Linked DNA regions of Mus musculus: region 2 is linked to region 1. A link is a loop called in an ENCODE intact Hi-C map of the cell type or tissue named here. Cell type or tissue: left cerebral cortex. All regions are shown on one strand.

What was found. Hi-C counts contacts between places; a loop is a spot of excess contacts. Peaks named below come from ENCODE experiments on the same cell type or tissue, not always from the same donor. Only the 100,000 strongest peaks of a DNase experiment are listed, where the experiment ranks them.
Region 2: it touches region 1 in a loop (2.0-fold over the local background); 7 of 42 quality-filtered maps call a loop at or near these places.

Annotation. Positions count from the first base shown.
Region 1 is chr13:99,360,297-99,368,296 of GRCm38, reverse strand. Mrps27 (mitochondrial ribosomal protein S27) reads right to left here. Exons shown (of 11, transcript NM_173757.3): 3 at 5,262-5,332; 4 at 3,014-3,072. Among named protein-coding and RNA genes, the nearest start is that of Mrps27, 20 kb to the right of the region's middle. In left cerebral cortex, no CTCF peak of the experiment used is centred here; DNase peaks (open chromatin) are centred at 1,139, 1,636, 4,165, 5,371 and 3 more places; H3K27ac peaks cover 979 bases.
Region 2 is chr13:99,422,753-99,430,752 of GRCm38, reverse strand. It overlaps Map1b (microtubule-associated protein 1B), which reads left to right. Exons shown (of 7, transcript NM_008634.2): 5 at 1-1,541; 6 at 3,296-3,534; 7 at 4,792-8,000. The coding sequence ends at 4,947. Among named protein-coding and RNA genes, the nearest start is that of 6430562O15Rik, 14 kb to the right of the region's middle. In left cerebral cortex, no CTCF peak of the experiment used is centred here; DNase peaks (open chromatin) are centred at 217, 1,001 and 4,287.

The sequences.
Region 1 (8,000 bases):
TCTCACACCTTGCTCACCGCTTAGGCAATCTCAGTCTTAGACTGTCAGTCAAACAGAGCCACAAAGCTCACGCTTACGAACCCTGTAGGTGACAGACAGTAAAAGCGGGAAGCCTTTTCCCTCTCAAAAGGCAGCAAAACAGTAAGTCGGCAACACAAATCCTCTGCCCAGAAGAAAAAGAAAAGGTTTGTAGCTTTTAGTTATTTTGAAAATGAGCAGAAGGTACGAAAGTTCTTAAGACAGAACAATAAATGTCCTCCCTCTATACTGACCGCTGACCGCCTTTGTGTCAGCTGCTGTTGGCTGACTATCCCTGTATCTTCACCTGCTGATGCGGCTGCAGCTGCTGCCTCACCTCACCACACACTGGGCACTGATGGTGCCAAAATAAAGCAGAAATGTCCCCACCCACCCCACCCCGCCCCCGCCCTATTCTCCAGAGAGTGGCGTGGGGCCTGAAGAATCTTCTTACACCTCAGCTCCAGGGGACTCCCAGTACCTAACCTCTCATTTGGAGGACAGAGTACCTATCGGCCACACACTTGGCCTCCTTCCCAGGGCAAGCTGGCATAAGGAAAGAGCGCGTTTGCATTACGGAACTCAGAGACAGACTGCTTCAGGGGGGCTGGGAAGGAAGCAGGAAGACCAGGCAAAAGAGCCTACTGCTCACAGGCCTGCCTCATAGGGGCCCTGGAGCTTTTGTCATCCTGAGCTCCTGGAGGGGGCCTGTGGATCCCCTCTCCAGACTGGTTTTTCCCAAGTGAAACCAATTACACCGAAAGACAAGTATCAAGATACTAAGAAGTTCCGGATAAGGCAGTCCGCGCTGCGTCCTCAGTGCAGCAGACCCAGAGCAGAAGCAGTCTAACTACTGGCCGCTGTGAACGCAGTTGTAAGGGAGCTGCTACAAATGAAAAGAATCAAGGATTTTAATTGGTGTGAACGACAAATGATGCAAATAGTACAGGCATCTGTCATTTATACTCACAACAGAAGAAAATGCTAGGCATTACTGAGATGCTAAAATGTCATTTTTTATGCTTTCCCAACTTGCAGATCTCTATAAATATTCTTTGCAGACTCCAACATAAAAAGCAGATGGAGGCATGAGCTCTCTGGCAGAGGCAAAGGGCCTGTGGAAGCCCAGTTGGACCTCTCCCTCTCTCTGGTCCTCATCTTCCTCCAGTCAGGCCCCAGGCTTCTCAGAGGGGCTGCAGACCACTCCCAGAGAGAACATATTACACCCTTGAAGAGCAAGCCAAACCACACCCATGCATCAGGTCTGTCTCAGGTCCCTCTTCCTGGGTCAGTTTCTCTTTTGAATGCCTTACTTCAGCTGAAGCTTCAGTTACAACCCCACAGCTGGTGCTCTGAGTCAGCCGGCTTTCCAAGTGCTTGCTGACGGACTCCTGGGCTCAGTTTTAACCTTCCCTCTGACTGAGTCACCTTTATCCTTACTTTTTGAATTCTCCCTTCAGATGTAGAGAATCACAGTTTCCAGATTTTTGTCAACGGACTGACTGCCTTAAACACCCGCAGTTTACTGTGGTAACTAGATCATTCTTTTCCTTCATGTTTCATTTTGTATCACAAAGAGTGGATCCCAGTGTGGGCGGCTCCCAGAGAGTAGTGCATAGCCCCCACACATATGTCCCTTCAGCTGTCTCCAAAGCAGCCTTCCTATAGAGATCCCTGGCACCCTGAGATACTGCATGCCCACACTTTCCTGTCTGTGATGTCTAGAGACTTCATGTGTACTCCTGGGAAGAGATGAGAAGGTGCTATGTGCCACAAGTCCTAGGAACTGCAGGAGCTTGAGAGCTACCCATGCCCAGACCCACAGCACCAAGTCCATCAGCCTTCTCCTGGACAGTTAAACTACGGTGGTGGCTACAGGCTGTGACAGGGAAGGAGGGAAGCCTATGCCATGGTAGCAATCAGAATTACTCTGAGTCAGTGGTCACCTTCCTAATACCGTTCCTCATGCTGTGGTGACCTCCAACTATAGAATTATTTTCACTGCTACTTCATAACTGCAATTCTGCTGTTATGAATCGTAATGTAAATATCTGTGTTTAAAAATGGTCTTAGGTGGCCCCCGTGAAAGGGTCATTTGATCCCCAAAAGGCTAGAGGTGGAATTGCTCAGGGAGTAAGAAATGCTGCAGGCAGGACAGCCAGGAGTTGAAGGCTCTCTATGATGAAGACGTTGCTTGATATTCCTTAATGGTAGGCCTGTGTTTTTAAGGTCACTCTGAGGTCAAAAGTCACTCTGTAAGGATGTGAGCCACAATAACAACAGAAGGCCTAACTAGTGGAAGTTTCTCAAAGACCAGGTCTCTGATGGCCCAGCTTAACCCCCGACTTCAGATACTCCAGAGAAACTCCAAGGTGCACGCCTCTAATCTCAGCACTCGGGAGGCAGGGTCAGGCAGATTTCAGAGTTTGAGGCCAGCCTGGTCTACAGAGTGAGTTCCAGGACAGCCAGGGCTATACAGAGAAACCCTGTCTCGAAAAACCAAAAGAAAAAAAAAAAGAGTAACGCTCTAACTCTTCATTCTTATAAGCCTTTCCTGAGGCCTTAACATGTTTTGTATATTCCTCTTAGGCTGGGAAGCAGGGTCATTTAGACAATAAGTATATCATTATCACTATCCTTGCATGGCTTACCTAGACTCTTAACACACAGAAGTATCTACAAAGTCACAAAAATGTTTCAAAAAAGCTAACTCTTATAATGAAAAAGAGGAATCAGAGCTGCTTGGAGTTAAGAGTCTCAGGCATGGTCTACATGGAAAAAGACGACAGCAAAGACATGAATCTTTGTTTCTGTTCTGGACTGCATGCAACTGAGTTCATCTCACACACACACACACAAACACACACAAACACACACACACACGCATTTGTATGTGTGCATATACACAAACTTCTCAGTACCACAAAAGAAGAAGAAAAAACCAAACCCCGGGTGCTGAAAGTGAGTGTGAAGCCAGAGTGACGGAAAAGCTTACTTGTAAAGATAGTACTCTGCAGAATCTAGATCTTCTCGGGATGCAATGTTGTCCACAAACTAGAGGAGAAAAACAATTCTTGGTTGAATACAAATTACGCCACATGTTTGATCTAGATCACGTGCTTATCTTTAAAAGGTATGCACGCACTCTTTTTATTGGAACGAGGCTCCTGTGGTAGTACTCCTTTCTGAAAACGCTTCACATTGGTAAAAACAAACAAAAGGCACACTGTAGCTTCTCTTCTCTGTACTTCTATATTTGGTCCAAAACAAAACAAGCAGCAAGAAAGCACCATTAAAAGCCAAACCCAAACCTTGCTCATACAGACAAGAGTGTCTCATGGAACTGTTTACAGACACTGTCGCCTTTATTGTCTTTCCTCTCCACCCTATACTCCAAACACATGGAACACAAAGTAGAAATGGCGGAGATTCATTTTTAAAATAAATAGAACTCATTTTTATCTTCTGTTCATTAGTGTTTTCTGTTCCTGCATGTGTGAGGGTGTCAGAAGCCCTGGAACTGGAGTCATGGGCAGGCGTGAGCCACCATGTGGATGCTGGGAATTGAACCCAGGCCCCCAGCAAGAGCAGCCAGGGCTCTTTTCCATCAAGCCACTTCTCCAGCTCCGAAATGGTGGAGATTCTTAACTCTGCAACAACAGTGTTCAGAACACTAAAATCTAAGTGGAGGGATTCCGTTTTAGCTGTTTTGACTCTGATTTTAGTGTTGATATGAAGCAACCGTTTTAGGACTGAGGCTTCTTCAAGCTATAAAATCTACTGAGCATTGATTGGTGCTGTGGACGCAGCTCATTGGTAGAGAGTACTTGACCAGCACTCGGGAGGCTCCAGATTCAATCACCAGCACTTGAAAAACAACCTGTGGAAACTCTAAGAGTCTGTTCTTTACCTACGATCTAAATGAGCAGGAAATACTCCCCAGGGTGGATTCTGCTCAGAGGTGGGAGATCTCAAGTCGGAAGACAGAATAGGAGACTAGGTGTGCTGTGAGTGTAACTAAAGCCTCATGAACAGAGAGAGAAGGGAAAGAAAAGGGAGACTTTCTAAAAATAAGCAGGCCCCCTGGGTTTGATTTAGAAATCCATTAAAGGGCAGATAACATGAGGTGCAAACACCAGCCCTGAGCCTGAAAAGCAGCTCTCCTGATAGCATGCTCTGGCACAAACAGATGGCACGGGCCCTCTGGGACTCAGCTGCTCCATCTGGATCAACAGCTACAGGCTTCCGTCCTGACGAGGTTCAGGTTGGAACATGCACACAAAAGCTCTTTAAAGTTCCAAGTGTTGTTTAAATGAAAATCGGGTATTTCAGCCCCCAGAGGGGGAATCACCCTGAAAACAATGGCCTCTCAATCTTCTCCACTGTGGGGGATCTTAGTCCCCAAGTCTAAGGAGTGACAACTGAACAGTTTCTCTAAGAGGACACAGGGCACAGAGAAGGGATCAGGGATGGAGGGAAAGACTCTTCCCTTCCCCTCATCTAGATTTAGTAGCTCTTGACTGAAGGACCCTGCTCACTTCTACAAAAGGTGTTTCCAAGATCTCATCACCTCTGAGGAAGATACAACCACTCTCAAGTTGGGGATGGGGAAACCGGAGAACACTGCTGCCCAGTATGGGAACCTGCTCTTGTCTTGATGGTGATTTCAGGTGGACTTTGATGTTCCAGCCTTTCTGCCTACATGCTGTGTGCATCTGCAAAGTTACCTCATCGTTTGTGCCTTACAAATACCACACACATCTCTCTCATGGCTGCTGTGGAAATGAACACACATGATGGATGCATGGCGAGAAACTACAAGAATGGCTGCTATGGAGGTGCCCTGTGGTGGTTCCTACAATCACTACTCCCAGTTGCTGGCCTCACAGTTCTCCTAGCCATTACCCAGCGGCAGTCAAGTTCACCGCTAGTATCCAGTCTTCCGCGGATGTTACCCGCTACTGAAAATATGTTCACTGCTATGACACTGAAGGATATATTAACTTTAAAAACACAGAATAATATGATCCGAGGAAAATAAATAAATCAGTGATTACTAACTTGAGTCTGGTATATTTATTTCCTTACATTTCAGCCACCACAGCACAAAATATCTACTGGTAATTATAAAAACATACTACACTGTGGAAAGTTATTCCCATGTGACTACTGTTTCTACAGCCCAGCCCAGCCTACAGTCTTGATTGCTTCCTTCTTTGAAAGTAGGTTGGAAATGTTCTTACCCGTGATATTGATAAAGAACTAACAGGCAATTTTCTTTCATACGCTTTGTCCATTAAGGATGCAAGATCAGCTGTGAAGACAGAAGACAAAGAACCCTGTTAAATATACACATTTCTCCAGGAAAATCTAACAGCTCTGACTCCTACCAGATGGCCGAGAACGTCACAAAGTCAGCGTCTAAACAGGTGCTCACTCTTGCTCTTTTTAAAAATTGAGGACAACTATTGAGTCAGTTTTAAATAATTTGATGAACTAGAGAATACAAGCACTTGGGAGGCAGAGGCAGGCGGATTTCTGAGTCCGAGGCCAGCCTGGTCTACAGAGTGAGTTCCAGGACAGCCAGGGCTATAGAGAGAAACCCTGTCTCGAAAAACCAAAAAAAAAGAGTACAAATTTAACTCTTAAAAATGGATTGATAAGGTGCCTCTTCAAGGAAACACAAAGCATGAGGTTTGTCAGTCTGTAGGTGAGAGACAGGCCAGGGAGCCATCACGAGCTCTTACTCCGTAGCAGTGTACGACAGTCACATATAGTAGCCACTCCAACGGCTTTAGAATGGTCATCTAGAATGGTTATATACTTTCATGTATTTGCTCACAAAGCAGAAAAGCCCCTGCCTCTCCTCCCTGATGAGCCTCCACCGCCCAAGTATTGGTTCCTCTCAACAGACCAGTCATCCTTAGGAAACTGGGAATGGGTGACATCACACTCAGCTCAGACCCTAAAATCACCTTGATCCACTCCAAATGGTTTTTGTGTTTGTTTGTTTATTTTATGCATGTGAGTACACTGTAGCTGTACTTCATGTGGTTACTGGGTATTGGATTTAGGACCTCTGCTAGCTCCAGTCAACTCTGCTCTCTGGCCCAGAGATTTATTTACTATTATAAATAAGTACACTGTAGTTGTCTCAGACACACCAGAAGGGGGCATCAGATCTCACTGTGGGTGGTTGTGAGCCACATATGGTTGCTGGGATTTGAACTCAGGACCTTTGGAAGAGCAGTCAGTTCTCTTACCTGATGAGCCATCTTGCCAGCCCTCCAAATGGTTTATGTCACATCCTGTCACTGTTTCTCATGTTTACAGTACTTTCTAGCTTCCTGCACTCTCAGCTCATGGTCCTATTCCATTTCGGTAGAAAGATAATCAAGAGAACATTATTATCCTTGTATCAAATCTACCAGGCCAGTGCTAACTCTGTCCTCATTTGATCTCTATCTAGAGAGATCCTTAAGGAAATATTTATCGCTCACCCCCACCCCACCATTTCTCAGGCTCCGTGAGGATTGTCTTTTCTTTCTTTTGATGTTGGAATGTCCAACTCTCAGTGGTAGAGTATGCTATGGCTTCATGTCTGGGTTCAGGTGCTACGTGATGGCAGTCTCTCCTACAGCTTTAATCTCACAGTTGGCTCTGTGTGTGGATATCTACCCCAATTCTGGCTTTTTATTTCCAGAGCAGCCTTTCCAGTTGTATAGGAATATCTCCATTTGTGTGTTCAACAGGCCTTTCAATTGCATGTCCTCTAAATTCTTCAACTGTCCACTCTAAATATGTGTTCCCTATCTCAGTAAAGAGAGATGGCTGGCTGGCTGGAAAAGCAGGAGTTAGCCTTGATCCCACCGTTTTTCATACTAAGTAACTGGTCATCAACACCTACACTTATTTCATCAACTGCACTGCTAGGCTTCTAATCTCTTACTTCCTGACCACGCTTTAATGACCATTAAAGGGCCTAAGGGATAACTCAGTTGGTAAAATGTTTGCCAAGCAAGCATGAAGTTTGATCATCAGCACGAATTTAAAAAGCCAGCTACGGTGGCATGAGCTTATGATCCCACTACTGAGCAGGCCACTGGGGCTATCTGACCAGGCAGCCAGCTACTGTGCTGAGCACCAGACCAGTGAGCAACCTTGTCTCAAAAAACAATCCTCTCACCTACACCTACACACACACAGGTATGCACAAGCCAGCATCATGCACACAAACATACATGTCATCACCTCACACACACACACACATACACGTACAGGTGTGCACATGCAGCCAGCAGCATCCACACAAACATATATGTCATCACCTCACATACACACACACATGCACAGGTGTACACATGCAGCCAGCAGCATCCATGCAAACACAGTCGTCACCTCACACACACACATACACACACACACAGGTGTGCACATGCAGCCAGCAGCATCCATGCAAACACAGTCATCACCTCACATACACACACACATGCACAGGTGTACACATGCAGCCAGCAGCATCCATGCAAACACAGTCATCACCTCACACACACACACACACACAGGTGTGCACATGCAGCCAGCAGCATCCATGAAAACACAGTCATTACCTCACATACACACACACATGCACAGATGTACACATGCAGCCAACAGCATCCATGCAAACACACAGTCATCACCTCACATACACACACACATGCACAGGTGTGCTCATGCAGCCAGCAGCATCCATGCAAACACACAGTCATCACCTCACACATACATGCACAGGTGTGCACATGCAGCTAGCAGCATCCATGCAAACACACAGTCATCACCTCACACATACATGCACAGGTGTGCACATGCAGCTAGCAGCATCCATGCAAACACACAGTCATCACCTCACACACACATGCACAGGTGTGCACATGCAGCTAGCAGCATCCACACAAACACACAGTCATCACCTCACACACACATGCACAGGTGTGCACATG
Region 2 (8,000 bases), 62 kb before region 1:
AGCAACAGCAGAGCCCTATGGCTTCCGCTCCTCAATGCTATTTGATACAATGCAACATCATCTGGCCTTGAATAGAGATTTGACTACATCTAGTGTGGAGAAAGACAGCGGAGGGAAGACACCCGGAGACTTTAACTATGCCTATCAAAAGCCTGAGAATGCCGCCGGATCTCCAGATGAAGAAGATTATGACTATGAATCTCAAGAGAAAACCATCCGGACCCACGACGTGGGTGGTTACTACTATGAGAAGACAGAGAGAACCATAAAATCCCCATGTGACAGTGGGTACTCCTATGAGACCATTGAGAAGACCATCAAGACCCCAGAAGATGGTGGCTACACCTGTGAAATTACCGAGAAAACCACTCGGACCCCAGAAGAGGGTGGCTATTCATATGAGATCAGCGAGAAGACGACACGGACCCCTGAAGTAAGCGGCTACACCTATGAAAAGACTGAGAGGTCCAGAAGGCTCCTGGATGACATTAGCAATGGCTATGATGACACTGAGGATGGCGGCCACACACTTGGCGACTGTAGCTACTCCTATGAAACCACTGAGAAAATTACCAGCTTTCCTGAGTCTGAAAGCTATTCCTACGAGACAAGTACAAAAACAACACGGAGTCCAGACACCTCTGCATACTGTTACGAGACCATGGAGAAGATCACCAAGACCCCACAGGCATCCACATACTCCTATGAGACCTCAGACCGATGCTACACTACGGAAAAGAAGTCCCCCTCAGAGGCACGCCAGGATGTTGATTTATGTCTGGTGTCCTCCTGTGAATTCAAGCATCCCAAGACGGAGCTCTCGCCTTCCTTCATTAATCCAAATCCTCTTGAGTGGTTTGCTGGTGAAGAGCCCACTGAAGAATCAGAGAAGCCCCTCACTCAGTCTGGAGGAGCCCCCCCACCTTCAGGAGGAAAACAACAGGGCAGGCAATGCGATGAAACGCCACCCACCTCAGTCAGTGAGTCAGCCCCATCCCAGACAGACTCTGATGTTCCCCCAGAGACGGAAGAGTGCCCCTCCATCACAGCCGACGCCAATATTGACTCTGAAGATGAGTCAGAAACTATCCCCACAGACAAAACCGTCACATACAAACACATGGACCCACCTCCAGCCCCCATGCAAGACCGAAGCCCTTCTCCTCGCCACCCCGACGTGTCCATGGTGGACCCAGACGCCTTGGCCGTTGATCAGAACCTAGGCAAGGCTCTGAAAAAAGACCTGAAGGAGAAGACCAAGACCAAGAAGCCAGGCACAAAGACCAAGTCCTCTTCACCTGTCAAAAAGGGTGATGGGAAGTCCAAGCCTTTAGCAGCTTCCCCCAAACCAGGAGCTTTGAAGGAATCCTCCGACAAGGTGTCCAGAGTGGCTTCTCCCAAGAAGAAAGAATCCGTGGAAAAAGCTACAAAGACCACCACCACTCCTGAGGTCAAAGCCACACGCGGAGAAGAGAAGGACAAGGAGACCAAGAACGCAGCTAACGCCTCTGCATCCAAATCAGCGAAGACCGCAACGGCAGGTAGGTGGGGTCACTTGAAAGCCTGCCCGCTTCTCTGTCTGTCCTTTTGCTGGGAAGACCAGAAATGGTGGACTGATGCTCTACCTTTCGTCCACCTTCCTCTTCTGCTTAAAGGTTCACCTCCTGGCCCAGTGTGGCTTAGAGAGAGCAAAGTGTGGTGGGATCCGTCTGGTGGGATTTCTGGGCTGATGTCATTCTGGACAGCAGCTGTAGGCCTGTTGCAAACCTTCAGAATTAAGGATGTGTGTCTCGGGCTGCTCAGGGAGGCTTCAGGCAGGCTGACCTTAAAAATCACATCAGGGTGACAGATCAGGAACTCCCAAAGGCGTATGGCAGACCAAAGGTTTCCCTGGCAAACCTGGAATTTTGTCTAAGCCCGATATTTATTTCTTCTGTAAAATTTAAAATGTAAAATTATAAAAATGTACACCTTTGGGGAAAAAATCCTAACATGTAGGCAATATATGTGCCCATTGAAACATCTGCCGTGTTTTCTTACCTGCTAGTAAACAATTTGATTCCAGTTGACCAATAAATATCGAGTAGAAAAAGAGGAAACCGTTAAAGTTGTTTCTCCTTTCTACCCACGGCCTTGCTAGCACAGTGATTTCTCAGGCCCGGAATTCCACTCAGCAGGAGCTAAGTAGAAATGCCTGCTGGCTCCCCATTCGCCACTGATAGCCAGCAATCTCCATTCCTTAGTGATGACTTGAGACTTTTCTTTTGTTTTTGTGAGGTAGGTTCTTGCCATTTCAGAAATTATTGGCAATTATTTCCAAGCTCCAACCCCAAATTTCTTAAACATTTTTCCCCTGAAGCTCAAGACGTTAACTCAAATAGCAGTGTTTTATTTTTAAATCATTGTAGCATGAACCAATCTAAAGATACACTAGTTTGATACTTAGGTGCTGATGCAATGGTAGAAAACTATGAGAAGCCTTTGTTTCCATAATTCAACTCTTCTGTTTCTACAAGAGCAGTGTGTTTCAGACACCACCCATTGTATTGCAGAGTAAGACAGCGAGCACACTGTGGGACCAGAACCAGGGCTACCGTGAAGCTGTGTGTGCCATGCTGCACACATGACCGGAAACCCCATGCATCATTACATCTGATTTTAAATTAAGTTCAATGGGTGATCAGAAATTTCTTACTGTTGAAAAACATATTTGTCCATTCATGTTTAGTTTTTCAATTCCGTATGGCATCAGGATCCATAAGTTAAGCCTCTGTCTTATAGAGCTTTTCAAACTAAAATACACATTAGTACAAGTAGACCCTTTGGATGGAGAGTACTCTTATCTAATTCCTACATATATATATATTGGCTTTCTCGAGACAGGGTTTCTTTATATAACAGCCCCCGGCTGTCCTGGAACTCACTTCATAGACCAGCCTGTCCTCAAACTCCTAGAGATCCATATGACTCTGCTTCTCGAGTGCAGGGATTAAAGGCATGCATCACCACTACCTGGCACTAATGCCTTTAAAAAAAAACAAATCGAAGAAACTCTTTTTTCTTTTCTTCCTAAGGGGTTGTCTGCAAAGGGAAGCCAAGTCTTTTTCAGTTTCTCCTATTGAGCTGGTAAAGAAGCACGGTATAATTTCTCCTAATGTTGGAGGCCCTACATGAGGAGCCAGGGAACTGGGACTCCTACCATCCCTTTCATGTCCCAGAGACTGCAGCTGGGGATCCGTGGATGTGTCTGTGTCTTCACACTGCTATGACCCTTGCTTTGTGTTTGTTCCCAAAGGACCAGGAACCACTAAGACAGCCAAGTCGTCCACCGTGCCTCCAGGCCTCCCTGTGTATTTGGACCTGTGCTATATTCCCAACCACAGCAACAGTAAGAATGTCGATGTTGAGTTCTTCAAGAGAGTGAGGTCATCTTACTACGTGGTGAGTGGGAACGACCCTGCCGCGGAGGAGCCCAGCCGGGCTGTCCTGGATGCCTTGTTGGAAGGGAAGGCTCAGTGGGGAAGCAACATGCAGGTAAGAGCATGGGGCCATGTCTGAGGTGCATTTGAACTCATTATAGAAGTAAAGAGAAGGAAACATTGAAATAGGCGTCTTTGTCCCTGTGGATCCACATGTAGTGCCTCCTGACTGTTGCATGTGAAATATGCCAATGAAGTTTTCAACTGATGTTTTCCAGGAACCACAACCAAGCTGTAAAAATTAATTCTTTTTTCATCGAGGGGAGGAGTTGTAGCCTAGAATCTAAATCAGCTAGGAACTTGTAGTTCAAATAACAGGTCAGTTTAGCTTACAGAAGATAGCCTAAGGTGGCCTCCTTGACAGGGTCACTATCAGTAGCAGTGGAGGAGCACCGCCTTACCTAAGACAGAGTCCACACATCGGTAAAATGACCTGAAATGAATTGCTGTCCCAACCCTGCCTCTCTCCCCCCAATTCTGAGTATTGTATGTGTGAATCAAAGTTGTCCTGAGCCTGTGGAATTGCTGCTAAGGAATTATCTTACTCACTAGTAGACTAAAGCTAGGAACATGGTCACTGGCCAAGATACGTGGGATCAAGTCTCCAGGTGAAATTCCAGACTGGTGTCATTGCCTCTCCTCTCCGGATATATTCTGCTCCAGCCCCTCCGGGCTGGCTATGAACCATCCAGTCTCCATGTTCCTATTGGGCTCTGATCACTGGTTATCTGATTTGTGGGACTGCAAATCATCACCTAGCAACTTGTGCTCACATCTTCCATAAGGTTGCTTCCAAAGAATTCCACAGTGTTCACATGAGAAGTACCAAAGTCGGTACTCCCCTCCTACAGCACAGACTCTGTTTTCAGGCCAATGTGTGGGCTTCTGGGGGTTTGAGCTACAATATTAAACTTCGTGCACTAAGTGTGGAATATATAGGCTGTACAACATCTGCCCCATGTTAATGGAAACACGAGAAACAAACAGTTCTCAACACCACTTCGTTAAAAAGCCATCTGAAATTTACATGCAAGTTCCTAGGTAATTTAGATTCTAGGCTTGAACTCTTCCCTTCAATGACATCCCAAAAAATTTTTTTTAAATTAAAAAAAAAAACCTTCTAATTTTTACAGCTTGGTTGTGGTTCTTGGAAAACATCAGTTGAAAACTTCATTGGTATTTTTCTGGTAAAACGGCATTTTTTTTCCTTTTATCCCTTTCTGCTAGTGATCCAACAGACACCTTGTTCTGTTTTTACTCTGGCATCTATCCCTGCTGTCCTTTAAATATCTCCTTTTCTCCCCCTCCGTAGGTGACTCTGATTCCGACACATGACTCCGAGGTGATGAGGGAGTGGTACCAGGAGACCCACGAGAAGCAGCAGGACCTCAACATCATGGTCTTAGCAAGCAGCAGTACAGTGGTCATGCAAGACGAGTCCTTCCCCGCATGCAAGATAGAACTGTAGAGACCGCAGCCGGCCACACCACAGGATTTGAACTGTGTTTCCAGAAATTCTTGAATTTGAAACTACCTTTTCTAAAACGTCCATTCATCCAATTAAGTCACTGAACAGTTATTACCTGCCAGATGCTATACTATGTCATGGTGATGCAAGTCACTGATAGTTCTCAATTTTTGCTGACTGCTAAGGGAAGTAACCATATTCCCACAATAGATTTCGAGTTACTGCAAAATTGCCTACCCCCGTTCATCTCTGCTGAACATTCGGAAGCCATGCACTCACGCACCCAACTGACTTCTGCTAGGTATTGGCATTTATCATAGAGAGAGAAAGAGAGGGAAAGAGAGTCAGCGGGAGGGGAGGGAGAGAGGCGGGAGAGAGGGACAAAGAGACTGCAGGAGAGAGAGAGAGAGTGAGAGGGGAAGAATCAGAAAGAAAAAGAATGCAAGAGACAAAGGTAGAGAGTTCTGATGAGATGCCCAGGGAGAGAGAGTGGGCAAGATGGGGTATAGAGAAGACACCAGCAACCAGGTCTGCATTTTCTCAGACCACAGCTATTCTGTGGTCTACACAGGTGGAGTTTCCCATTTTCATCAGAGTCATCAGAAAGAGTCTTATTCTCCTAAAGCGTGTTTCTAAAGAACAAAAAGAATGAAGCCTGTTACGAGGGCATGAGCTTTTTCACGCCTTAATTCAATGCCTTTGCTATTATAAAGGCTGCACACGGCATAATGTAGCAAGTGTAGACTGGATGAGTGAGTGGTTTGCGCCCCATTCAGAACTCTCAGACTTTTCGAACACGTGAGTAGGTTGATCTAAGGCATGCTCCCAGCATTTGTCTACCCAAGTCCACACCAAGTCAAGCTGCATGCAGCAACACCCAAGTCCACCCCGGTTAACTGAAGCAAATACCAAAGCAGGTGGGAGTACACATGGGAGACATTTTGCCTTAGGAAGTGACTTGAATGTACAAAGACACCTGATGCACTTATTTTTTAATGTGAGACAGCAAGTTTTTAAACCATCCATGTAGGATTGTAGATACTCCAGGGAAAGGAGCGTGTGGGGAGGGAAGGTACCAGAAGCTCATCTGATTGGCCCAACGGTTTAGTGCAGAGTCATGCTTGGTGAACATCACCACTTCTGATGTACCCGTGGCCACTCAACCAAATCCGTTGCACCTTTCGTAGCTTCTTTAATTCTTCAAGTTCAAGACCGGAATGGCTTCTTTGATCAGAACCAGGAAAACAGTGAATCTTATGGTGGAAGAGCTCTCAGCAAGTGTACAGCATCTGCCTTCCTTTGTCTTGCATTGGCTATTTTAATTTTCCATTAATTTCAACACATGGGAACACATGTACAGAAGATTTTTTTTTTTTTTTTTTTTTTTTTTAGCTACTCGAGAACTTTTCATAGATGAACTTTTTAACAAATGTTTTCATTTACAGGAAAACGCAAAGAAAATTTTGAAACGATGGTCTTTCTTTTTAATTATTATTTTAAGTGTTTTTTGTAAGACAAAAATTGAAGTTTTTTTAAGGTTCTGGCAAGATTTGAAGTCTGATATTGAAGTCATGATATTTATTTTTAAAAACCTGTCACTACCAGAAACGGTGGTACCTCCTGCCCTTTGACTCTCATACCGTGAAAGTTGAGTCCGTGCTGTTTGAGAGTGGGTAGGTGGCGGGGTAGGCTACTGTCCGGGGCATCACCCAGTGCTATCCCCTCCTCCTTTCAAGATTATTCACCATGAGGTAAAAGAGCCAAGTTCAGAAGTACCCTAGCACCCAGTTTGCTTGGGTTGGTTTTTTGTTTTTGTTTTTCCTGGAAAACATTCAGTGAGAGAAGTAATAGATTGAAAACAAATGAATTCTCAACTTCTATGTTGACCATGTAGAGAGTTCAGACATAATGTCTGTCGATGTCATCACTGAACCACAGACTTGCGCCGCCAGATCGCGAGGAAAACTGTCGCCAAGTTTCAAGTGGCAGATTCACGTCCCAGGGTTCAGAGGTGGCAAACTTCTCAGTGGCAGCTGTGCTCGGTCATGCTACGTTTCCTGCAGACTCTTAAGATCTACGGGGTAGTGAACAATGACCTCATTTTATTTTCTATGTTAGTTATTTATTTCAAAATTTACATTTTAGTTTATTTTCGTCTGTAAAGCGTATGTTTCGCACTGCTCTTTTACTCTGAGGGTTTAAACAATATTTCTCCAGGGGTTTCCTCACTGAGAACCCATGCAGTCTACTTAATGCTGTGAATCACATTTTCCAAATGTTTAATTTTTTAAAGAAAATTAATATTCTATTTTTGTTAGGTGTCTCTAGGAATGCAGCTTTTTTATTTATTATCCTGTTTCTTTCAAAACCCGTAACAGTGACACGTTAAAGGTACAAAACTGTCCTATCTGATGGAAAAGTCATCCTGATGAAAACAGAGTTCGTTGCCTGTAAGCCCACTTGCTTCTCACTTCATCAGACAAGCTCAATACACACAAGATAGTAATTTAATGGGAGCTGTTAGGCTGGTCCACACGTGAAGAGAAACAATTTCTAGCCTTCTTGCCAAATCCAGACCTCTGGTTGACTTTTCTTTCATAGAAGATGGAGTTATCTTCCAGTTTTCCAACTTAAATTTATTTAGCCTTTATATTATTTTGTTTTAATATATATATATAAATACCTTAGAAGAGCCATAGCCAGCCTTCAGTTATAACCACTCGACCCCCATACCTCTTATTGTTTCTACAGAATCTAATGGGGAAAAATGCTTCACAAAACTGTCACTGATCCATTGGCTCTGATTCCTACACAATCTGGCAGGCACCCTCCTGCACCCCTGTCCTCAGTGATGGCCACGGAGCCGAGCCGAGGACACCAGGGTGAAGTACATTTGCTTTACAAGGGGCTCCTGACCTCCCAGGCACCTCTCCTACCTGTGTGGCTAATCTGATCTTGCTAGTTCCATACATACACAATTAGTTTAGAGGTAGCCACCACAATGGGACCGTGTACATTTGTGGTGAAAGCTAAAAACCGACACAGACTTCTAG